Regions from separate parts of the Homo sapiens genome. Here all the other regions are linked to region 3. The links are chromatin contacts, found by Hi-C or POLR2A ChIA-PET in ENCODE. All regions are on one chromosome and are shown on one strand. Each heading gives the region's core, a stretch centred on a gene start or an enhancer-like site at or near the end of the contact. The rest is flanking DNA. Distances are from core to core; before and after follow the strand shown.

Evidence for each region. Hi-C counts contacts between places; a loop is a spot of excess contacts on that map. ChIA-PET counts read pairs that join two places held with the same protein, here RNA polymerase II (POLR2A). Pooled maps may share reads with other maps.
Region 1: a loop to region 3 is called in a pooled map, with 4 times the contacts of the local background. The contact joins the enhancer-like site here to the promoter of ULK1 in region 3. A Hi-C loop is called at or near these places in 3 of 50 pooled maps. POLR2A ChIA-PET finds 5 or more read pairs at or near these places in 2 of 52 experiments (MCF 10A and WTC11).
Region 2: a loop to region 3 is called in a pooled map, with 4 times the contacts of the local background. The contact joins the enhancer-like site here to the promoter of ULK1 in region 3. A Hi-C loop is called at or near these places in 5 of 50 pooled maps. POLR2A ChIA-PET finds 5 or more read pairs at or near these places in 5 of 52 experiments (Caco-2, H1, OCI-LY7 and 2 more).
Region 4: a loop to region 3 is called in a pooled map, with 8 times the contacts of the local background. The contact joins the enhancer-like site here to the promoter of ULK1 in region 3. A Hi-C loop is called at or near these places in 1 of 168 maps with a recorded cell type or tissue (B cell), 2 of 37 single-sample maps with no recorded cell type and 4 of 50 pooled maps. POLR2A ChIA-PET finds 5 or more read pairs at or near these places in 2 of 52 experiments (Panc1 and activated naive CD4-positive, alpha-beta T cell).

Annotation. Positions count from the first base shown.
Region 1 is chr12:131,807,694-131,810,406 of GRCh38, forward strand. No RefSeq gene overlaps it. Among named protein-coding and RNA genes, the nearest start is that of MMP17, 19 kb to the right of the region's middle. Within about 2 kb of position 1,263, at least 6 of the 41 ENCODE cell types and tissues checked have a DNase peak (open chromatin) inside an H3K27ac peak, as active enhancers do.
Region 2 is chr12:131,999,699-132,002,398 of GRCh38, forward strand. All of the region lies in intron 12 of EP400 (E1A binding protein p400), which reads left to right. Among named protein-coding and RNA genes, the nearest start is that of SNORA49, 30 kb to the right of the region's middle. Within about 2 kb of position 1,386, at least 2 of the 41 ENCODE cell types and tissues checked have a DNase peak (open chromatin) inside an H3K27ac peak, as active enhancers do.
Region 3 is chr12:131,893,250-131,895,949 of GRCh38, forward strand. ULK1 (unc-51 like autophagy activating kinase 1) reads left to right here and starts at 1,373. Exons shown (of 28, transcript NM_003565.4): 1 at 1,373-1,863; 2 at 2,352-2,444; 3 at 2,534-2,575. The coding sequence starts at 1,753. LOC124903059 (a long non-coding RNA gene) reads right to left here and starts at 909. Exons shown (of 2, transcript XR_007063538.1): 1 at 598-909; 2 at 1-326. RefSeq lists silencers at 1,043-1,092, 1,123-1,632, 2,700.
Region 4 is chr12:131,772,709-131,775,408 of GRCh38, forward strand. The region is part of intron 13 of SFSWAP (splicing factor SWAP); the gene reads left to right. Among named protein-coding and RNA genes, the nearest start is that of MMP17, 54 kb to the right of the region's middle. RefSeq lists enhancers at 728-1,353, 1,085-1,274, 1,354-1,978. Within about 2 kb of position 1,368, at least 6 of the 41 ENCODE cell types and tissues checked have a DNase peak (open chromatin) inside an H3K27ac peak, as active enhancers do; they include B cell, where a contact is called at or near this core.

The DNA of each region.
Region 1 (2,713 bases), core at 13-2,512, 86 kb before region 3:
TTGGCCAGGCTGGTCTGAAACTCCTGACCTCAGGTGATCTGCTCACCTTAGCCTCCCAAAGTGCTGGGATTACAGGTGTGAGCTACCACACCAGGCCCCTGAAAAACATTTAGTTGTACACTTTAAATGGTTGAATTGTATAGTATGTAGATTATATCAATAAAGCTGTTGTTAATTTTTTTTTTTCTGAGACAAGTTCTCACTACGTCACCCAGGCTGGAGTGCAGTGGTGCGATCTTGGCTCACTGCACCCTCCACCTCCCAGGTTCAAGCAATTCTCCTGCCTCAGCCTCCTGAGTAGCTGGGACTACAGACATGCACCACCACGCCCCACTAATTTTTGTATTTTTTGGTAGAGTTGGGGGTTTCACTGTGTTGGCCAGGCTGGTCTCGAACTCTTGGCCTCAAGTGATCCACTCACCTCGGTCTCTCAAAATGATGGGATTACAGGCTTGAGCCACCAAACTCGACCTAAACTTTTTTTTTTCTTTCTTTTTTTGAGACGGAGTCTCACTCTGTTGCCCAGGCTGGAGTGCAGTGGTGCGATCTTGGCTCCTGGGTTCCAGCGATTCTCCTGCCTCAGCCTCCAGACGGAGAAGCTGGGATTACAGGCACGTACCCCACGCCCAGCTAATTAGTTTGTTTTTTTTCGAACTCCTGACCTGAAGTAATCCGCCTACCTCGGCCTCCCAAAGTGCTGGGATTACAGGCGTGAGCCACCGCGCCCGGCCCTAAATAAACTTTCTAAAGAGACATTTGTGGCCGGGCGCGGTGGCTCACGCCTGCAATCCCAGCACTTTGGGAGGCCGAGGCGGATGGATCGCCTGAGGTCAGGAGTTCAAGACCAGCCTGGCCAACATGGTGAAACCCCGTCTCTACTAAAACACAAAAAGTTAGCTGGGCGTGGTGGCGGGCGCCTGTAGTCCCAGCTACTTGGGAGGCTGAGGTGGGAGAATCTCTTGAACCCGGGAGGCGGAGCTTGCAGTGAGCCGAGATCGCGCCCCTGCACTCCAGCCTGGGTGAGAGTGAGACCCTGTGTCAAAAAGAAAAAAAAGAGAGAGACATTTGCATTAGATCTTTGAACTGTTTCCGCTTGGCGTCTTAGAAACCTTACTCAACCCAGACAGAACCCTCTCGGGGTGAAGCTTGCGCCCCGCTGGGACCCGGAAGCAGAAGGAACAGAAGGAACAGAAGGAACAGAAGGCCGTGCGGGCGGGGTGTGAGGCAGGCGGGGGACGACCCGCCCTGAGCTGCGCTCCCCGCCCGGGCCTCTTCCGCCTCCGTTTCCTCAGCTGCCGGGAGCTGCCCGGAGAACCAGGCGCCTCCCAGTTGCTTTCGCCTCCCGCGTTGTTCGGCCAGAGCCTCGGCGCTGCTGCGTTTTGACTGGAGATCTGAACGCTGCGTTAGGCCCCTTTCCCGTGAGCAGCAGAAGCCAGTTCTCCTGCCTTAACCACGGGAATCACCGCCAGGCAGCGGGCGGTTCCCTGGAGGGCAGGGAGGGCTGGGGCCCCGGCCGCTCCAGAGGGTCCCAGGGCAGGAGGGACGCGTCGACGCCCATCCCAGCACAGGTGCGGCACGGGGCCCAGGCTGCCTCCGCCTTTTTTCTTTTCTTTTTTTTTAATTATTATACTTTAAGTTTCAGGGGACATGTGCACAACGTGCAGGTTAGTTACATATGTATACATGTGCCATGCTGCTGTGATGCACCCACTAACTCATCATCTAGCATTAGGTATATCTCCCAATGCTATCCCTCCCCCTCCCCCCACCCCACAACAGGCCCCGGTGTGTGATGTTCCCCTTCCTGTGTCCATGTGTTCTCATTGTTCAATTCCCATCTATGAGTGAGAACATGCGGTGGTTGTTTTTCTGTCCTTGCGATAGTTTGCTGAGAATGATGGTTTCCAATTTCATCCATGTCCCTACAAAGGACATGAACTCATCATTTTTTATGGCTGCATAGTATTCCATGGTGTATGTGTGCCACATTTCCTTAATCCAGTCTATCATTGTTGGACATTTGGGTTGGTTCCAAGTCTTTGCTATTGTAAATAATGCCACAATAAACATACGCGTGCATGTGTCTTTATAGCAGCATGATTTATAGTCCTTTGGGTATATACCCAGTAATGGGATGGCTGGGTCAAATGGTATTTCTAGTTCTAGATCCTTGAGGAATCGCCACACTGACTTCCACAATGGTTGAACTAGTTTACAGTCCCACCAACAGTGTCAAAGTGTTCCTATTTCTCCACATCCTCTCCAGCACCTGTTGTTTCCTGACTTTTTAATGATTGCCATTCTAACTGGCGTGAGATGGTATCTCACTGTGGTTTTGATTTGCATTTCTCTGATGGCCAGTGATGGTGAGCATTTTTTCATGTGTGTTTTGGCTGCATAAATGTCTTCTTTTGAGAAGTGTCTGTTCATGTCCTTCGCCCACTTTTTGATGGGGTTGTTTGTTTTTTTCTTGTAAATTTGTTTGAGTTCATCGTAGATTCTGGATATTAGCCCTTTGTCAGATGAGTAGGTTGTGAAAATTTTCTCCCATTCTGTAGGTTGCCTGTTCACTCTGATGGTAGTTTCTTTTGCTGTGCAGAAGCTCTTTAGTTTAATTAGATCCCATTTGTCAATTTTGGCTTTTGTTGCCATTGCTTTTGGTGTTTTAGACATGAAGTCCTTGCCCATGCCTATGTCCTGAATGGTATTGCCT
Region 2 (2,700 bases), core at 136-2,635, 110 kb after region 3:
AAAGTGCTGGGGTTACAGGCTGAGCCACCGTGCCTGGCCCTCATACATTAAATTGAGGAATATGACTTTTTCTTTTCTTCATAGTCAATTATGATAGTCAAATTTTCTAGGAATTTCTTTATTTCATCTACATTTTAAAATTTATTGGCATACATTGTCAATAATTTCTCCTTACAGTGTTTCCGATCTTGGCTGTGTTTGTATGTATGTCCCTTCTTTCTCCTAATACTGTGTATTTATGCCTGTTTTCTTGATAGTCTTGTCAAAAGTTTGTCAGATTCTTTTTTTTTTTTTTTAATCTGGCGCCTGTATATTGTTTTCTGTTTTGTTTCTGCTCGTAGTATTTCTTTTTTAAAAACATCTTTTTCTGAGTTTTTAACTTGGATGACTAGCTTCCTAATTTTCATCAGCTCATTAATATAAACATTTAAGGGTCTGAATTTTTCCGTAATACTGCTTTAGCTGAATATCATATTTATTATTCAGTTTTAAATATTTTCTGATTTCCCCTGTATATATATTTTATTGACCCATGAGTTATTTAGAAGGATGTTTCTTAATTTCCAAACAATACAGGGTTTTCAATATATATTTTTATTATTATTCTACATTAATTGCATTTTGATCAGACAGAAGATGTATGGGATTCTCACTGACCTGGATTTTGTTGAGGTAGGTTTTGAATGGACCAGTTTATAAACATTCCATACATGCTTTAAAACAACATGCATTCATCAGGTTATGGTACAATTCTCTCTCTCAGTCCACCAGGTAGAACTTGTTGATTGCATTATCCAGTTCTTATCCTTACTGATTTTTGTCTTCTTGCTCTATCAATTACTGAGAGAAGTATGTTAAAATGTTCCATTATGATAATGAGTACCTATTTCTCCTTAAGTTTCTGTCAGTTTTCATTTTATGTATTTTGAGACTATGTTAGTATGTGCATATATAGGTTTAGAATTGTTATCCTATTACGTCATCAGTTTTACTTGATTCTAGATAATTTTATCACATCTGTGTTCTATTTTATGAATTCTCTTTTAAGCTCTTCCTAGTCTTTTGTTAACCCATTGATTAAGTGTTAAATTCCAGTTACCAGTTTGTTTTAAGACATTCCCAATGGTTTTTTAGAAAACCTACATGAAATTTTAAAATTATCTCTTGCTCTGTATTCAGACTTTCAGTCATCTCTTTTATTTCTTCAAATATGAAATTTTATAATCTCTGCCTAATAATTGCATGGGTGATGTTTTTGCAGGTCTGATTCTGCTGTCGTTTATGAATCCTGGTTTCTGCTGATGGTACATTGTTTCCTAGCGTACTTTGTGATTTTTGACAATTTATTGGTGTAGGGACCAGCCCCACAGGGTCGGTGGGTTTCTTCCCACCGTGTGTGGAGACGAGAGATTGTGGAAATAAAGACACGAGACAAAGAGATAAAAGAAAAGACAGCTGGGCCCAGGGGACCACTCCCACCAAGACGCGGAGACTGGTAGTGGCCCCGAATGTCTGGCTGCGCTATTATTTATTGGATACAAAGCAAAAGGGGCAGGGTAAATAGTGTGAGTCATCTCCAATGATAGGTAGGGTCACGTGGGTTACGTGTCCACTGGACAGGGGGCCCTCCCCTGCCTGGCAGCCGAGGCAGAGAGAGAGAGACAGCTTACGCCATTATTTCTGCATATCAGAGACTTTTAGTACTTTCACTAATTTTGCTACTGTTATCTAAAAGGCAGAGCCACGTGTACAGGATGGAACATGAAAGCAGACTAGGAGTGTGACCACTGAAGCACAGCATCACAGGGAGACGGTTAGGCCTCCGGATAACTGTGCGTGGGCCTGACTGATGTCAGGGCCTCCACAAGAGGTGGAGGAGTAGAGTCTTCTCTAAACTCCCCACAAGGAAAGGGAGACTCCCTTTCCCGGTCCGCTAAGTAGCAGGTGTTTTTCCTTGACACTGAGGCTACAACAGGCGTCTTCCCAGATCCTGGCGTTACCGCTAGACCCAGGAGCCCTCTGGTGGCCCTGTCCGGGCATAACAGAAGGCTCGCACTCTTGTCTTCTGGTCACTCCTCACTATGTCTCCTCAGCTCCTATCTCTGTATGGGCTGGCTTTTCCTAGGTTATGATTATAGAGCGAGGATTATTATAATATTGGAATAAAGAGTAATTGCTACAAACTAGTGATTAATGATATTCGTATATAATCATGTCTATGATCTAGATCTAGTATAACTCTTGTTGTTTTATATATTTTATTACACTGGAACAGCTCGTGCCCTCGGTCTCTTGCCTCGGCACCTGGATGGCTTGCCGCCCACATATTGGAACTTCATTGTGGAAGTTACTTTAGGCCTGACAGTGAAGGAGTTTCCTCTAGAGAGAGTTTCTGTTAACTTCTGATCTGTGTTCTTTTGTAAAGCATGTCTCTTGTAAACAGCATATAGTTGGTCTTCTCTGCCCTACAGTTTATTCTAATGTCCCTATGTCTCTAAATTGGAGTGTTTAGTACATTTGTATTAAATTTAAGCCTGTTCTATTAATAATTGGGCCTAGATCTATCCTAATTTTAAAATTTATCTTGTATTTTCTCACCTGTTCTTTAGTCAATCTCTTTATGGTTAAAGCATCAGGCAAGTATTTACAAATTATTTCATTTCCTCTTCTCTGTTAGCTTTCTGTATTCTTGTTGTAGGG
Region 3 (2,700 bases), core at 123-2,622:
CTGCTGGGCTGCTCTGGGAGGCAGCATGGAGGGTCCTGGCTGAAGTGTGTGTTTCTGGGCTGTTACTTTAGGACTGTACTGAAGGCTGGGTTGGTGAGCATTGTTTAGAATCATGCATTTGCAAAAGCAGTGCTTGCACGTGGTGAAAGCCATTCCAACTAGCGCGCAACGTGTACGGTGAACAGCACTAACTTTTCCCCGGTCCTCTCTCCCAGAGCAATCGCTGTTGGCTGTGTCTTCTGTGAGTGAGCCCCCGGGCTCTTTTGGCTGCCGGCGGTGTGACTTTGGACACATTCTCCAACTTTTCTCCGCCTTGATTTCCTCATCTGTAAAACAGGGACATAACAGCAAGTGCCTCGTGGAATCATTGAATGGATGCACTAATCGCTGGAAAGTGCGCTGCTTGGCCTAAGTGATGAGTTAGCTGTCATTATAGTTAGGAACGACCATGTACACATTACAGGCGTTTCACACACACACACATCCCAATCCTACCGCTTTCTTAAAACGACAGACAGTACAGTGCCCTGTTCCATATTTTGCTTTTACTTAATTATAATCTTTGGAGAACTCACCCTTGAGCACAGGTATATTTACCTCTGTGCAGTGTTCCACAGGACCGATGCGCAGCCCATCTAGCTAACCTTTCCTCCCCAGCGGATTTATGGGCTATGTCGTTGGTTTGGGTGACAACTTTTTGGTCTACAATTTTTTTTTTTTTTTTTGCAATTTGGCATTATGGAACTCAACTTTAAATGCCTAACCTCTAACTCAGCCATTCTATTTCTAAGAATTAATTCTGCGCAGTCCCCCGTTTTGGGAACATTTCCCACGCCTGTTCTCCATTCTCCTGTAGAAGGGGAACAGGGAGCGGGAAGGAGGGGAACAGGGAAGGGGAGGGAGGGGAACAGGGAGGGGGGACAGGAGGGAGGAGAACAGGCAGTGGGGGCGGGAGGGGAGCGGGGGGGAAGGCATGGGAGGGGGCGGAAGGGAGGGGGCAGGGAGGGAGAGAGGTGATGGGAAGGGGAAAAGGAGGGAGGAGGACGGAGAGAGGGGAAAGGAGGGAGGGGAGCAGAGAAGAAGCGGGGCGGGGAAGGGGCGGGGAAGGGGCGTGGAAGGGAGTGGGGCAAGGAATCAACACTGAGCCCCGTGGCCCGCTCCCGGGTCAGCGCGCCTCTCTGCTCTCACCGGGGCGGGTCCGCTGTTGGCCCCACCCACTCCCAGCCCACCCGGCCCCGCAATGGCCCGGCCCAGCCGCCCACCCCCCCGACAGGCCCCGCCCCATTCCCCGCCCCCCGTCTGTTCGTCACGCCCGGCTCTGCCGCTCCGTCCCGCAGGCCCCGCCCTCATCCCGCCTCCCGGCCCGGCGCGCAGTGCGGCTGCGCGGGCGTCTCAGGCTCTGAGGCCCGGGCGCCGCGGCTCTTTTGTTTCTCCGTTGGGGCCGAGCCCGGGCCCTAGTTGGAGCCGGAGTCGGAGTCGGAGTCGGATCCGGATTCGGATTAGCAGCCCGGGAAGAGTGCCGTGGCACAGGCGCCGGAGGGAGCGCGACCCTCGGACCCCGCCTGGCCCGCGGGGCTGGGACCCGGCCCCGGCCTGCCCGATGGGGCGCGCGGCCCCGGAGATGCGCCCTCGCCCGGCCCCGCGCCCCCGGCCCCGCGCCCCCGGCCCGCCCGCCCCGGCCCGCGCCTCCGCCTGAGTCCCCCGCGCCTTGGCCCGCCACCCCCCGCCCCGCGCCCCCGGCCCGCCTGCGCCATGGAGCCCGGCCGCGGCGGCACAGAGACCGTGGGCAAGTTCGAGTTCTCCCGCAAGGACCTGATCGGCCACGGCGCCTTCGCGGTGGTCTTCAAGGGCCGCCACCGCGAGGTGAGGCCCCCGTCCGGCCCGGGATCCCCCGCCCAGGATCCCCTGCCCCTGCATCCCCGCCCCGAGATTCCCCGCCTGTCCCGGGACCCCCCCACGCCTCCCGAGAGCCCCACTCGACTTTCCAGGCCGACCCCCACCCCAGGATCCCCACCCCGCGACCCCCAGCCCGACTTTCCAGTTCAGACTCCCGCCCCGAGATCCGCTGCCGGGCTTTCCAGCCCAGATCCTCACTCCGAGACCCCCAGCCCGACTTTCCTGTCCAAACCCTCACCCCGGGACACCCCGCAACCTGGTCCCACAGCCGGCTTTCGAGGCTGGATCCCTACCCCAGGACCCCCAGCGCGATCCTCAACCTGGCTCCCCACTCGGCCTTCCAGTCCCGGGATTCCCAACCGGGATCATCTCAGGGCCCCACCTGTGTGGACTGGGGTCTGGGGGAGGCCTGCGAGGGGCAGCCCTGGCCTTGAAGGTGCACGTTTGGCTTTCAGAAGCACGATTTGGAGGTCGCCGTCAAGTGCATTAACAAGAAGAACCTCGCCAAGTCTCAGACGCTGCTGGGGAAGGAAATCAAAATCCTGAAGGTGAGCCAGTGCTGGGGGAGGGGGCGTGGGCGTGGGCGTGGGCAAGCCCCCCTCCCCACACTGATAACAAACTTGGGTTTCTGTCCTAGGAACTGAAACATGAAAACATCGTGGCCCTGTACGACTTCCAGGTAAGGCCTCTGGGCTGCGGTCTGCTGGGGACCGGGCTGGGGGACTGTGGCCCCAGGTGCTGGATCCCCTGGTGAGCACTGGTGTTGAGCCTGTCCAGGCTGGGGTCTACTGGGCCCCTGGAGAC
Region 4 (2,700 bases), core at 118-2,617, 120 kb before region 3:
AAGCCTGTGTTACAATCAGTGTTGAGTGTTAATCAGCTCAGTGGAGGGTCAGGGTGACAGCCTTTACACCCTGCCCTCTTGGTACCTGAGTTCTTGTCCGGCGTCCAGCAAGAATCAGGTCACACGAACGAATTAAAGGGTGGTGAATATGGAGGACTTTATTGAGCTGTGGAAGTGGCTCTCAGCAGAAAGGGAAGCTGACAAGGGGGTACAGCAGGAAGATAATTTTCCCCTGGAGTCTGGCCATCCCTCAGCCAAACTCCTCTCCAACATCCAGCTGCTTCCTCTCCTCTCTTTGCTCAGATGCTTTCTCTTCTGTGTGTGTCCCCTTTGTCTGGAGTCTGGGGTTCTTATGGGCACAGGATAGGGGGCAGAGCAGGCCAAAAGGCAACATTCAGGTGGGAAAACAGGGATAGTTGTCACTTTGGGCCACGGGTCCAGGCTTGAGTGTGAAGCCCTCACCAGTATTTCCCTGCCTCCTGCCTGTATCACATACATTCTCTCTTCATTCCTAGTGTGTGTTCGTAATCCAGGATGAAGAGAAGGGAGAAGTCTTCATTGAACCCCTTTTTTCATGCGGTCATTTACATAGTAGCAACAGACTGCAGGATGATTTCTTAGATTCCACAAATTTTTTTTCTTTTTCTTTTTGAGAGAGTCTCACTCTGTCGCCCGAGCTAGAATGCAGTGGTACCATCACAGCTCACTGCAGCCTTGACCTCCCGGCCTGAAGCACTCCTCCTACCTCAGCCTCCAAAGTAGCTAGGACTTACATGCACTTGCCACCATGCCCAGCTAAATTTTTTTGTATTTTTGGTAGAGATGGGATTTTGCTATATTGCCCAGACTGGTCTTGAACTCCTGGCCTCAAGCAGTTCTCCCGCCTTGGCCTCTCAAGATGCTAGGATGACAGGCATGAGCCACTGCACCCAGCCCACAAATGTTTTCAAGTTACTGATCTGCCAAGTTTACAATTCCAGTAAGAGTTTGAAAAGGAAATAGGAACTGAAACCTGCCTGTGTTTGCTGAATCTCTGCTGTGTGCTAGGTGCTGAGGTGCTTTGGGATATGCATTAGAAGCTTGCTTGTTAACCAGTGACCATGACTGCATTTGAGCTGTTGCTGTTCACACATGGGCATTTCCATCAGGACAGCACAGCCAGGAGGAGAGTGGCGGCTCCGGGACCTGGGGCTCAGGCGAGGCCTTGAGGAGCTTACCAGAATAGTGAGGGCCCACGAGGGCCAAAGACCCACAAGTGGTAAAGGACAGGTGGCCCCACTCAGGAAGACACTTTCTCAGGCAGAACCGGAATGACAATGGGAGGCCAGTTGTGGAGAGCCTGGGACGCCAGAATAAGTGAGCACGAGAGACCGACAGGATGAGAGCCGCATTTCCGCTGAGACAGTGTGGCTGCGGGGCACGGGGCGCTGGAGCAGAGTGGAGGCAGGGGTGGGAGGATGCACCTGGGCAGGACGTGGTAGGGCAGTGGGGCTGGGTGAAGGGATGGAGAGCAACGCCGCAGTGTTGGTTATCCCTTTCATAGTTAATGTAGTGTCCTTCACAAATAAGATTTCTTTTATTTTCAAATACAATCAGATACAAAGTCAGTCTGCTTTTGAGCGGTTTGTTTTGCCACAGTAGGAAATAATCGTTGCTGGTTCATGTGCTAATTTTGTTGCCAAATACTTCATCGTGACACAGGGGGACTAATCAATGTTAATTTCCAGTGTTACAGAAGTGGCCGGCGGTAAGCTGTTAATGCTCTCATAAATGACCATTTTTCAGAAGTTATTTGCTTTGTCCCGGACTCTACCTAAACCAATGTACGTCTGCCCCCCTACATTCAAACATGACTTCCGTTTTGATCATTTTTGCTGGAATATTAAAAATGCATCTCAAAGGCAGCTGTGGTTTCTGGGAAGCTGTGTTTGGCATCAGTCCTTGTTCACTTTTAGCACTTGAAGCTGAAAAAAGCAGTAATGTCAACATAATGAACCATCTTAATTCAGCCTGGCAGAGGTCACAACAGCTCTAGTTTTCACCTTCATGGTGAAGGATGATCGTGTTGTTGGAATAAATAGACCTGGACTTGATTACAAGTGACATTTGAAAGTGTTGATTCAGATTGTCCCGTCGCTTCAAAATGGAGCCCTAGTCTTTAAGCACAGTGGTGAGATAAGTATTATTAATGACAGGCATTAGTTAGGATAAAGGCAAAAAAAAAAGTTTGGAGGCTCAAATCATTAAGTTGGCAGTAGAAATATGAATAGAAACTCAGCTGGAGAGTTGACTCCTCGCACTCCTGTTTGTCTTGACTGTGCCTCAGATGGCGTCTCGCGCCCGTTTGGTTTTGTCTTTCACAGACGTTTGCCAGGGACCATGTTTTTCCATCTCCCCTCTGTTTTAACACAGCGCCTTACCAATCACACACCAAATTAGTGCAGTGATTTTGTGAGCGTGGAGAGAGTAAATGAGGAGAGTTCTTCACCAGAAAAAGACAGCAAAGACGTGTTTCTCTTCCTTCTCGTCACAGAACAAACTCCTTACTCGAGGGTGGAGTATGTGTCTCAGCTCTCCTTCTCTTCAGCTCTCTCTTTGTTTTCCTGGGGAAATCCCGGGCCTTGTTGAAAGGACCTGCAGCAGCTCTGACTTCCCGAACACTCACAGGTGCCCGTGTTGAGGTTCCCAATGGCGTCTTTC